3 separate regions of the Homo sapiens genome follow, and regions 2 and 3 are each linked to region 1. The links are chromatin loops, found by intact Hi-C in ENCODE. Cell type or tissue: IMR-90. All regions are shown on one strand. Links, peaks and the distances in the headings refer to the core of each region. The heading gives the core; the rest is flanking DNA.

The links. Hi-C counts contacts between places; a loop is a spot of excess contacts. Peaks named below come from ENCODE experiments on the same cell type or tissue, not always from the same donor. Only the 100,000 strongest peaks of a DNase experiment are listed, where the experiment ranks them.
Region 2: a loop joins it to region 1, with 6 times the contacts of the local background. A loop is called at or near these places in 3 of 110 quality-filtered maps.
Region 3: it touches region 1 in a loop (2.6-fold over the local background); 4 of 110 quality-filtered maps call a loop at or near these places.

What each region holds. Positions count from the first base shown.
Region 1 is chr2:166,537,761-166,540,943 of GRCh38, forward strand. The region is part of intron 1 of LOC124906087 (a long non-coding RNA gene); the gene reads left to right. Among named protein-coding and RNA genes, the nearest start is that of SCN7A, 45 kb to the left of the region's middle. In IMR-90, for the core only: a CTCF peak has its summit at 1,795 (motif pointing right); DNase peaks (open chromatin) are centred at 1,831 and 2,201; H3K27ac peaks cover 301 bases.
Region 2 is chr2:167,290,673-167,293,855 of GRCh38, forward strand. B3GALT1 (beta-1,3-galactosyltransferase 1) reads left to right here and starts at 2,329. Exons shown (of 5, transcript NM_020981.4): 1 at 2,329-2,662. RefSeq lists an enhancer at 1,595-2,208 and a silencer at 2,444-2,493. In IMR-90, for the core only: CTCF peaks have their summits at 1,856 and 2,468; a DNase peak (open chromatin) is centred at 2,309; H3K4me3 peaks cover 1,307 bases; H3K27ac peaks cover 531 bases.
Region 3 is chr2:167,963,119-167,966,301 of GRCh38, forward strand. It overlaps STK39 (serine/threonine kinase 39), which reads right to left. Exons shown (of 18, transcript NM_013233.3): 17 at 1,544-1,608. Among named protein-coding and RNA genes, the nearest start is that of B3GALT1-AS1, 24 kb to the left of the region's middle. In IMR-90, for the core only: a CTCF peak has its summit at 1,972 (motif pointing right); no DNase peak of the experiment used is centred there; H3K27ac peaks cover 210 bases.

The DNA.
Region 1 (3,183 bases), core at 301-2,800:
CACCCTTTTCCACAAGTCCCCAAAGTCCACTGTATCTTATGCTTTTGCATCCTCACAGATTAGCTCCCACTTAAGTGTAAGAACATACGATGTTTGGTTTTCTATTCCTGAGTTACATCTCCAATTCCATCCAGGTTGCTGCAAATGTCATTATTTCATTACTTTTTATGCATGAGTAGAATTCCATGCTCTCTCTCTCTCTCCATATATATATAGCTACATATATATAATTATATATACAATAGAAATATATATAACTCAAATGTTAATCTCTTTTGGCAACGCCCTCACAAACACACCAAGAAACAATACTTTACCAGCTATCTAAGCATCCTTCAATCCAATCAAGTTGACACCTGATAGGAATGTGACATATATAGCTATATACATTTATATAATTATATATAGCTATATATGAAGATATATAAAGACATGTGACATATATAGCTATATATATATAATTTAATATATATCATATTTCTTTATCCACTTGTTGATTGATGGGCATTTGGGCTGGTTCCATAATTTGCAATTGCAAATTGTGCTGCTACAAATAAGTGTGTGCAAGTATCTTTTTTGTATAATGATTTTTCCTCCGGGTAGATACCCAGGAATGGGATTGCTGGATCAAACGGTAGACCTACTTTTAGTTCTGTAAGGAATCTCCACATTGTTTTCCACAGTGCTTGTACTAGTTTACATTCCCACTAATGGTGTAAAAGTGTTCCCTTTTTACCACATCCACACCAGCATTTATCACTTTTTGATTTTTTGATTACGGTCATTCTTGCAGGAGTAAGGTGGTATTGTATGATGGTTTTGATTTGCATTTCTCTGATCATTAGCGATGTTGAACATTTTTTCATATGTTTGTTGGCCATTTGTATATTTTCTTTTGAGAATCGTCTATGCATGTCCTTAGCCCACTTTTTAATGGGATTGTTTGGATTTTTTCTTGCTGATTTGTTCCTTGTAGATTCTGGATATTAGTCCTTTGTCACAAGCATAGATTGTGAAGATTTTCTTCCACACTGTGGGTTGTCTATTTACTCTGTGGACTGTTTCTTTTGCTGTACAGAAGCTTTTAAGTTTACTTAAGTACCATCTATTTATCTTTGTTTTTGTTGCATTTGCATTTGGGTTCTTGGTAATGAAATCTTCACCTAAGCCAATGTCTAGAAGCGTTTTTCCAATGTTATCTTCTAGAATTTTTATGGTTTCAGGTCTTAAATTTGATCCATCTTGAGTTGATTTTTGTATAAGGTTAGAGATGAGAACCCTGTTTCATTCTTCTAAATCTGGCATTGCCTGACTTGTTTTTGTCTACTATTTGTATGCAATTCCCAAAATAGATGTATTGAAATCTCAAGTATACTTGAGCACTAAGAAGAGCATAATATGACCTCATTCATGCATATGTAAATTACCCTTAGATGTGTGTGACCTCTCTTATTCCCAAGTGTTATTGCCATGCCCCCTTATATCACCATCACGTTCTTATTTTCACCAAATCAGGGTTTCCATTGCAAACCTTCCTTTGTTTAAAACTGATACTTGAATGAGTACTTCTGTTGACTGGCCCTGTACATATTTGGCTAATTCCTTAGATCTAAGAACGGCTTCTCTTGCACGACTGTTTTTCCGGATGGCAAACAAGAAACACAGCAGCAGTCTCTTGACTGTGCCTGCTTTGAGTCCGTGCACAGCCTTATGCCAGCTGCCTAATTTCTGAGTCTTGCCCATGACGGATTAGTTTTCACTTCCAAGACCTTATCCCACCATAGAACACTAGGTGGCACTAAAATCACACTGAATGGTTCTCATAAGGGCCACTGATATTGTGGTGGTGTTTTTTAATCATATCGATCTCAAATTCTGACTTTTTTTTTTCTGTGCCATTTTCTTAAGCCTCATATGTACACCACACTTCACAGTCATTTGTAATCAACTGCAAGTTTCATATTGCAAAAATAGAAAGAGAAGAAAGTTGAAACAGCAGAACTATCAAGCTTATTTGCCCACGCTGCTTAGGTGTAACTGAAGCCAGGAATCTGAGCTCCACAAAGTATAAATTAACTTCAGATGAAGTTTGGAATTTGTTTATTAGTCTCCCAATCTTCATGGCCAGAATGGTTTAGAAAGCTTCCAAAATATGATTTCAGTAAAACTTAATTTGATCCTTTCGGAATTAGTCATTTAAATTTCAGAAGAGTCAATTGGTGCAGGTTCATTGCTTATGTAGTACGATGTAAACATTCAGCATTACTCACACTTTTTGGAGGGAATCTGGTTTAGAAATATTTTTCCCTATATGAAATCATAAATATATTCTATCATTTAACAGTTCATTTTTTCATACTAGGCCTTTAATCTGCAATGCATTTTTTAAAGTCTAGTGAGAAAAAAGAATTTGCTGAGGGAAAAAGTCTGTGGAAGGAGTTGAGGAGCACGGGGACATAGAATGTATTAAAGTGTCTATCCTGTCTCACAGGAAGATAGATATTAGTAAATGGAAAACAAAAGTTGGAGGGAGAGGCAGCAACCAGAACACATTTGAAAACAATGCATGAATTTAAAACCATCAAATGAAATTTGATCGCTGTAAAGTGCAGGGCAAGAAAGGAAAAAATGAAAAAAAATATTGTAAGTAAAAAATAAAAAGTAACTTGGCAAAATATTTGTTTTAGCCAGATTGGGATGCCATAACAAAACACCATAGACTGGATGGCTTAAACAATGGGAATTTACTTCTCACAGTTCTGGCGGCTGGGAAGTCCAAAATCAAGGTGCCCATCAATTCAATTCCCCAGTGAGAGCCCTCTTTCTCACTTGAAGATGCTACCTTCTCGTTGTGTTCTTTCAGGGCAGAGAGAGGAAGCAGGCTCTGGTGACCAAGGACACTGACTCCATCATGAGGGCTCCACTCTCCTGACCTCATCTAAACCTAATACTTCCAAAGGCCTCATCTCCAAATATAATCACACTGGAGGCTAGGACTTCAACACATGAATTCTGGGTGGGAGGCACAATATAGTCCATAGTTACTTTGTAGATAGTACAAAGTAACTATATATTTTTTTCTATGGTAATGTAGTTTTTAAATGTTCTAAATGGATTCAGCTCACTAATTAAAAGACTGGAATTCTAAAATTATATACATATTTAAATATTTTAGCATATATA
Region 2 (3,183 bases), core at 417-2,916, 750 kb after region 1:
AAAAATTTTGTCTTGGTTTTTCATCTTTACTGATTTTAAATATTTCATGGTTTTCACCATTAGTACGTTGTTAATTATGAAGTGTTTTTTCTCAGAGCTGCTTATACAGCATTAGTGATATGGTAGCAATAGTGATATGAGATATTAGTGTTATATCTGTATGCAGACTGTTGATTTTCTTTAGCTTTTTTGCTTCTGTAGGATAGTCATTTAATTGTCTTAATCTCTAAAAACACGGTACATAGGACCCATGTATTTTCAAGGATAACTGTTGCAAAATATTGAATAACATGGAAAGATGATATAAAATACTGGAAAATAGCATAATTGGCAGGGCATGGGAGAATGGTTAGAAAAATCATATTGATACTTGTGCAAGCACATTTCTGCAAGTTTCCACATAGCTTACAACATTCTAAAGTCAAAATTAGCTTTTAATGGAAAATCATTCAAAACTTACCTTTTATCAGGCATATTTCTAAACTGTCATTGCATTTTAATTTTGATTTTGAGATTTAAGTTTTAAGATTTCTACATTTTGCAAATATCAGCTCCTCCCCATGAATAAAATATATTTTTGAATAAATATATTTTTCTTTCTCTCCCAGATTTCAGCTTCACTCTTTTATTCCTTTATTATTCATTTTTCCCCTTTATTACCTCATATAGTCAATTAGGGTGCTGATTTTATGTCATTGCACAATAATAAAGAACTACATATACAATTTCTGAAAACAAAACAACAACAAAAACCCCTCTCTAGATTAAAAATCTAGTGTGGTGTGGTCCATATTCTCTGTTTTTAGCCTTTAAAAAAATGAACTTATCTATTAGCACAGCCAGTTCTTTTAAGAAGAGATCATCTGGCTCCCAAACTACATTGGTCAAATTACTGAAGGGGAGGAAGGCATAAGAGAATTGGAAAAAACAGTGATGATATGCACATAATTTCTATAGTACTAAAAGATGGCAATACACATCTATTTTGCAATCAAATTTTCCTCATAATGCTAATAAAATTTAGACAGGGTTTGTTTTGGTGATCACAGGATATATGGAGTTTTTAAAGAGTAAGGTAAGTGAAGAAAAGGGTGATTATTATTGCAAACAAAAAGGATCCCTTAAAAATACAATTAGCAAGAAGAGCTTCAGCATCATAGCTAAGACACATTGAATTCCAGCAATTTGTCAACTATGTAGCTGATATACACACTTGATTTTTGACCCTCACAACAACGTTGTGAGGTGGGTATGACTATTTATCAGAGGGTCACTTTGGGAAGGTCCCAAGCTTATTACAACCTTCATGTACAACTTTTTTTTTTTTTTTTACTAGAACATTGTAATATAAACTTATTGGTAGAACTCTGAGCCATTCAGACATATTTGTACTAAAGAAACTAAAAATGTTCCATAAGGGAAGATCATTACAATTTAGGGGAGAGTGGTGCAGAAAAACATTTTGTGGCTTTTGTTTTCTTTTTCTTTTATTGCTAAATAACATTACTTCGCTAGTGTTTGAGTCAAACACACATTAAAAAAAACTATTAGAACATTCAGACTTGATTATCCAAAGAAAAAGGAAAAAAAGGAAGCCAACCAATTAGGGTGGCTGCTTAAATTATCTTTCCCCATTCTCAAGGTTTTTTGTTTGTTTGTTTGTTGCGTTTGGGGTGGGGAGGTGAGGGGCGTTTATTTGGAGGGAAGACGGGGAAGGTCCACTCTGCCTACAACTCCGACATTTCTCCGTGTGCCTCTTTGCTAGCTGGGGACACTTCGTGGCTGATTACTATGAGGAGTGGTTCGAAGCCTAAGAAGTAGTACTCTTTTCAGCTGCCAAAGGGAGAAGGACGGGGGCGCTGTCTGGTGACTGTTCGCGTGATTCCTTCAAGGCGGCGACCACCTCCTGGGATTCGCTCTCCAGCCGCGCCGTTCGTACTCGGGTCCCGCGACCCCTCCCCGCTCCCCCCTCGCCCCAGCGATGCCAAGACGCTGAACCGCAGGGACGAGGCTCTGGGGACAAAGTCACCCCGCGGCGCCCTTTCCTGCCAAGCCGCGGGCTCCTGGCGGTCAGAAAGCGCCCCAGGCCCACCCCTGCGGGCCCGGCTTTCCCTCCTCACCTAAGGCTCCGGGGCCACGAGTCCCCCATCCTGCGCCCCTCCCGCGCCTCCCCCATCCCAAACCCCAGCAGCGTCGCTGCCTCTCCCGGAAACAAGCCCGCTGAGCAAAGGCGGAGGAAAACCTTGGGCCTTCCGCTCTGATTGGTCTCCCCCCGCCGAGCGGGGCGAGGCAGCGATTGGCTGCCGGGCGTTGTCAGTCGCCGAGGCCAGAGCCATCGCCGGGGAAGCGCAGCCGGGCTCGGGTGCTTCGGCTGCCGCCGCGGCTGCTCGGCTAGTGCAGCTGGGCGAGCTCGCGCGGGCGCCGCCGCCGCCTCTGCTGCTGCCCACCCCGCCGCGCCGCCGGCGCTGCCGGTCTTGCAGGCGGCCGCCGGGGAGGGGCGGCCGAGAGAGCGGAGCACGAGGAGGCGGGGGCGGCAGAGAAGTGATGCTGGCGCCGGGGATCGGGGCAGCGGCAGCGGAGCAGCAGCATCTTCGGGACCCTGGCTGCAGCGTCCCTGTGGCCCGCGCGCCAGCCCAGCGGCCGGAGACCACGCGCCCCGCGGGTAAGGTTCTGTCCGGCAGCGCCCGCGACGCCCCCGGGACGGCTGGCGTGGTCTTTGGGGGTTACGAGGCGCGTGGTGGCCGGGGCATCCCGACGAAGGTGTTGGGACCCGGACTGCGTGTCCCGACGCTGGGCTGTGCTACTGCCCGCGCCCGTGCGGCTCCAGCTGGTGCGTTCTCCCTTCCGCGCTCACAGACTTTGACAGCGCGGGGATGGCATTGTGTGAGTGTGGATGTGGATGCGTGTGTGCGCGCGCGCGGCTTGGGGCACTTTGCAGCGAGAACAGTGGGTCCCCTCTGCGTGGCCCGACGTCCTTCAAGGACCCAAGCTGGGCTGGAGTGAGTAGGATGCTGTTGGCTCGGCGGGAGGTAGAACGCACGGAGCGCACGGGAAAGTCCACCGTGGCTCGTAAAGAGCCGAGCAAATTGAACTTTATTGCGGTGATTAAAAGGAGCTGTGGACCTGGCGCGCCAGGGGAGAGGCGCGTTCCACGAGGCTCCCCAAAGTCCCACTTTGCCCCGG
Region 3 (3,183 bases), core at 417-2,916, 1.4 Mb after region 1:
AAACTGGTGGCAGGAAGATTAGTTTGTGAAGATGAGAGAATCCTGCTTGGGTGCAGGAAATGGAGATGCAGGGAAGAGGACAGAATCCAGAGAGAATTTAAGAAACATATAAGCTGATTAGGAGATGAGGGAGAGTTTTACATTATTCTTATGGTTTACCTAGAGATTGTACAGCGGCTGTTTTCACAAAATCTTCGGTAGTAGGAAAGGGCCAGGGTTACTGTTCCTCTTTCATAATAAAATGAGAAAAGTCCAGCATGAGAGTTTCAAACTCTTATCTCTGTTTGCATATTACAAATTAGGAAAATGTTCTTGAGGTGGTATTAAAAAAATGAATAAAGGGACATATATTGGCTTGAAATGCTGACACAGGCTGCCATTTTCTCATCAATATACTCTCACATTAAAAAAAAAAAAAACACACACATTAAGAGGTGACAGTGTCATCCCAAACCAGAAAAGGGATTTTCCTATTTGTTAACCTAGCACTCTACATCTGAATAAAATGTTACTTTCTTATCAAAGCAAAAAGAATTCCTTCAGATATATCTTTTCTGTGAAAATCTTTGTGTTTTTCTTTTATCACACAGCCTAGCTATCTAAAATTAGATGGGAAGCAAGACCCAGGAAGTTAATTAGCACCAGGCTCACATTTACTGTAACTAATCATTTAGCATTTTTGGTCACCCACATTTTCCATTTAATTTCACAAATATAAAAAAGATCATCAATCTATGTTGTGCACAGCAAAGTGTTGGTCATCTAGATCTAAAATTGCTTCTGGGATTCTGACCAGCCTTTGATAAAATTAACTTACGATTTTTAAAATGTACCTTAATGTACTGTTCGCTAAAATTTTTTGGAAAACGGTCACTTTTGACTATCTGGACTTCTCTCCATTTCTGACCACCACCATCTTGGTCTCACAGTGACCCCAGAATGTCCGGCACTCTGTATCTCTGTGGCCACCTAGTACTTAAGTTTACAATCTACTAGTGCAGAATAACTGTTGAAATATCTCCTTTCTACAAAAATCTGTTACTGTTGATTTGAAATGTGGAAGTAAATTGTTGTGTCTTTGTCCGCCAGCCTTTGGTGAGTTGTTCTACAATTGCTTCCAATTACCTAAACCATTTCTACAACAATCAGCCTCTATTTTTAAAAGTTAGAACCACTTGGCTTTTGTCTTAGGAAAGCTTTATTAAGAGTGTTGCTTTGAATTCAGTGTAATTTTGTCTTTATGGTCAAGTTGCAATACAAACTGCAAGCAAAATGATCTAGGCTTCAAGATTCTTATATGGCCGCTCTTAGTCAAAGGTGTGACGATAAGAAAAAGCTATGCTCATAGAAGAGGACACTTCCAGTCACAATCAGAAAACGTTCCCTAACGCTGCAGAGTCAAATGCTTCCAAATGCAAAAATTGATTCTAAAAGAAAACAACAACAGCAAAATTACAGAGTAGGTTATTAAACTAGATTATTATTCCCTGCTGGCACAGCATGGCAAAATATTACCTCCTTCTTTCCATAACTTTCCACTTACCAACTTAAATGTCAATGTTTTTAAAGCTTTGGGATCATCTACAATCTTCTGTAAATTAGCAGCCACTGTAAAATATAAACGTAGAGAGAAAGTTTCCAGATTATTTCCAATAACAGTGGATTTTCACATCAATGACTCAGAAAATTTGACTAATGATGCAATAAACTGCAAAATCATTTTTCATAAACATTGCAAAGTCCATATAAATGACCAAATTACTCTCATACAGATATTTCTACAACAATTGATATCATTTCAGCAATCTTGTATCTATGCACATCTGAATTAATCACTGTATGTCAACTCTGCATTTCATATAATAAAATCTGAAATTTCTAACGGAAAGTAGAAATGATAGCAGCCCCCAGTGTTTCCGCCACTTGGCTTCTCTAAATATTCATTACTAAGAAATTTATTAGCCAGGAGAGGGCAGTACAAAACAAAGAGGAGAGGTAGTGGGGAGAAAAAAAAAACAAAAAAAAACAAAGGCTTTCTCTGGAAATAGAAGGTCAGCACATTTGAACCCCTGTCCTATAAATTCACTCAATTCTCTGAACCCATTTTTATCAAGGCAACAAAATACAGTGGATAACCTCTACAACTCAAGCGCATGTTTTAAGGCTTTCAGAGCACAGTGATCTGTCAAACCAGGGAAGTGCCACCTTGAATAATACCCAAGTTTGCTGAACAGGGTCAAGCACTAGAGTAGACGCTGTCAGTTTGGAGCTCAGTGCTGCAGATATGTTTTCAGTATTAGCTGGATTCATTGGAGATCTGTCCTTGTTCTTCACGGTGTAATGATCTATCTGATACTCCAGTAGAGAAGTCAGTTTTTTCTGCTTACTCCTCTGGCTCAGGGTACTGCTAATGAACAGAATTATCAAAAGCTAATGATGATGGAAACTTAAAACTTACTTTTTCCATGTCCACACCTGAAGTATAAAGTCCTGAAAGTCAAATAAGGGCTATTGCTTAGGGAAGGAGAAGTTACTGCTGAAGAAATTATGGGAGAATGTCGTGTTTGTCATTTTTATTTTTTTATGAGTAAAATTATCTGCTGCTTCAGTAGTTAGGTATTGAAGTTACCTGAATTTTTTAAGATAAAAAAATTTTAAGATAAAATAGTACACATACAAGTATTTTGAGAAAAGTGTTTCAAGTAGAAAAATTTAAGTAGAAAGTAGTAAGAAATCTGCGCAAGTTTTAATTTTCTCTAAGGTCGACTGACAACAACCTAGATACATGGATTTTCTGCAGATTAGTTTATTTCATTTAATCCATCAGCTGCAGAGGAGAAAAAAGAAAAATTATGTACTCAATATGGCCTATTTCTCTTTATAAACCATAATTGCAAGCATCATTTTATCTTCATTTGTTGCCCTTTTAATACTTCCATTCTGAGTGATCTGCAGTTTCATTTTTACCAACACTCCTCCCATCTGCCTCCTCTTTTTCTCCTCTTTCTTTTGCCCACATAAGCAAGCACACACATATCGGGTACACCCCAGGGCACCAATTCCAGAATAGTTATCATCGCAAAGCTTCCTGTGGCCTTTCAACAGTTTTCTGAACATATTTTAGACACTAAAATCATCAAGTCATTTATGCAAGAAACATTGGCTCATGGAGTGCAAAGCTCT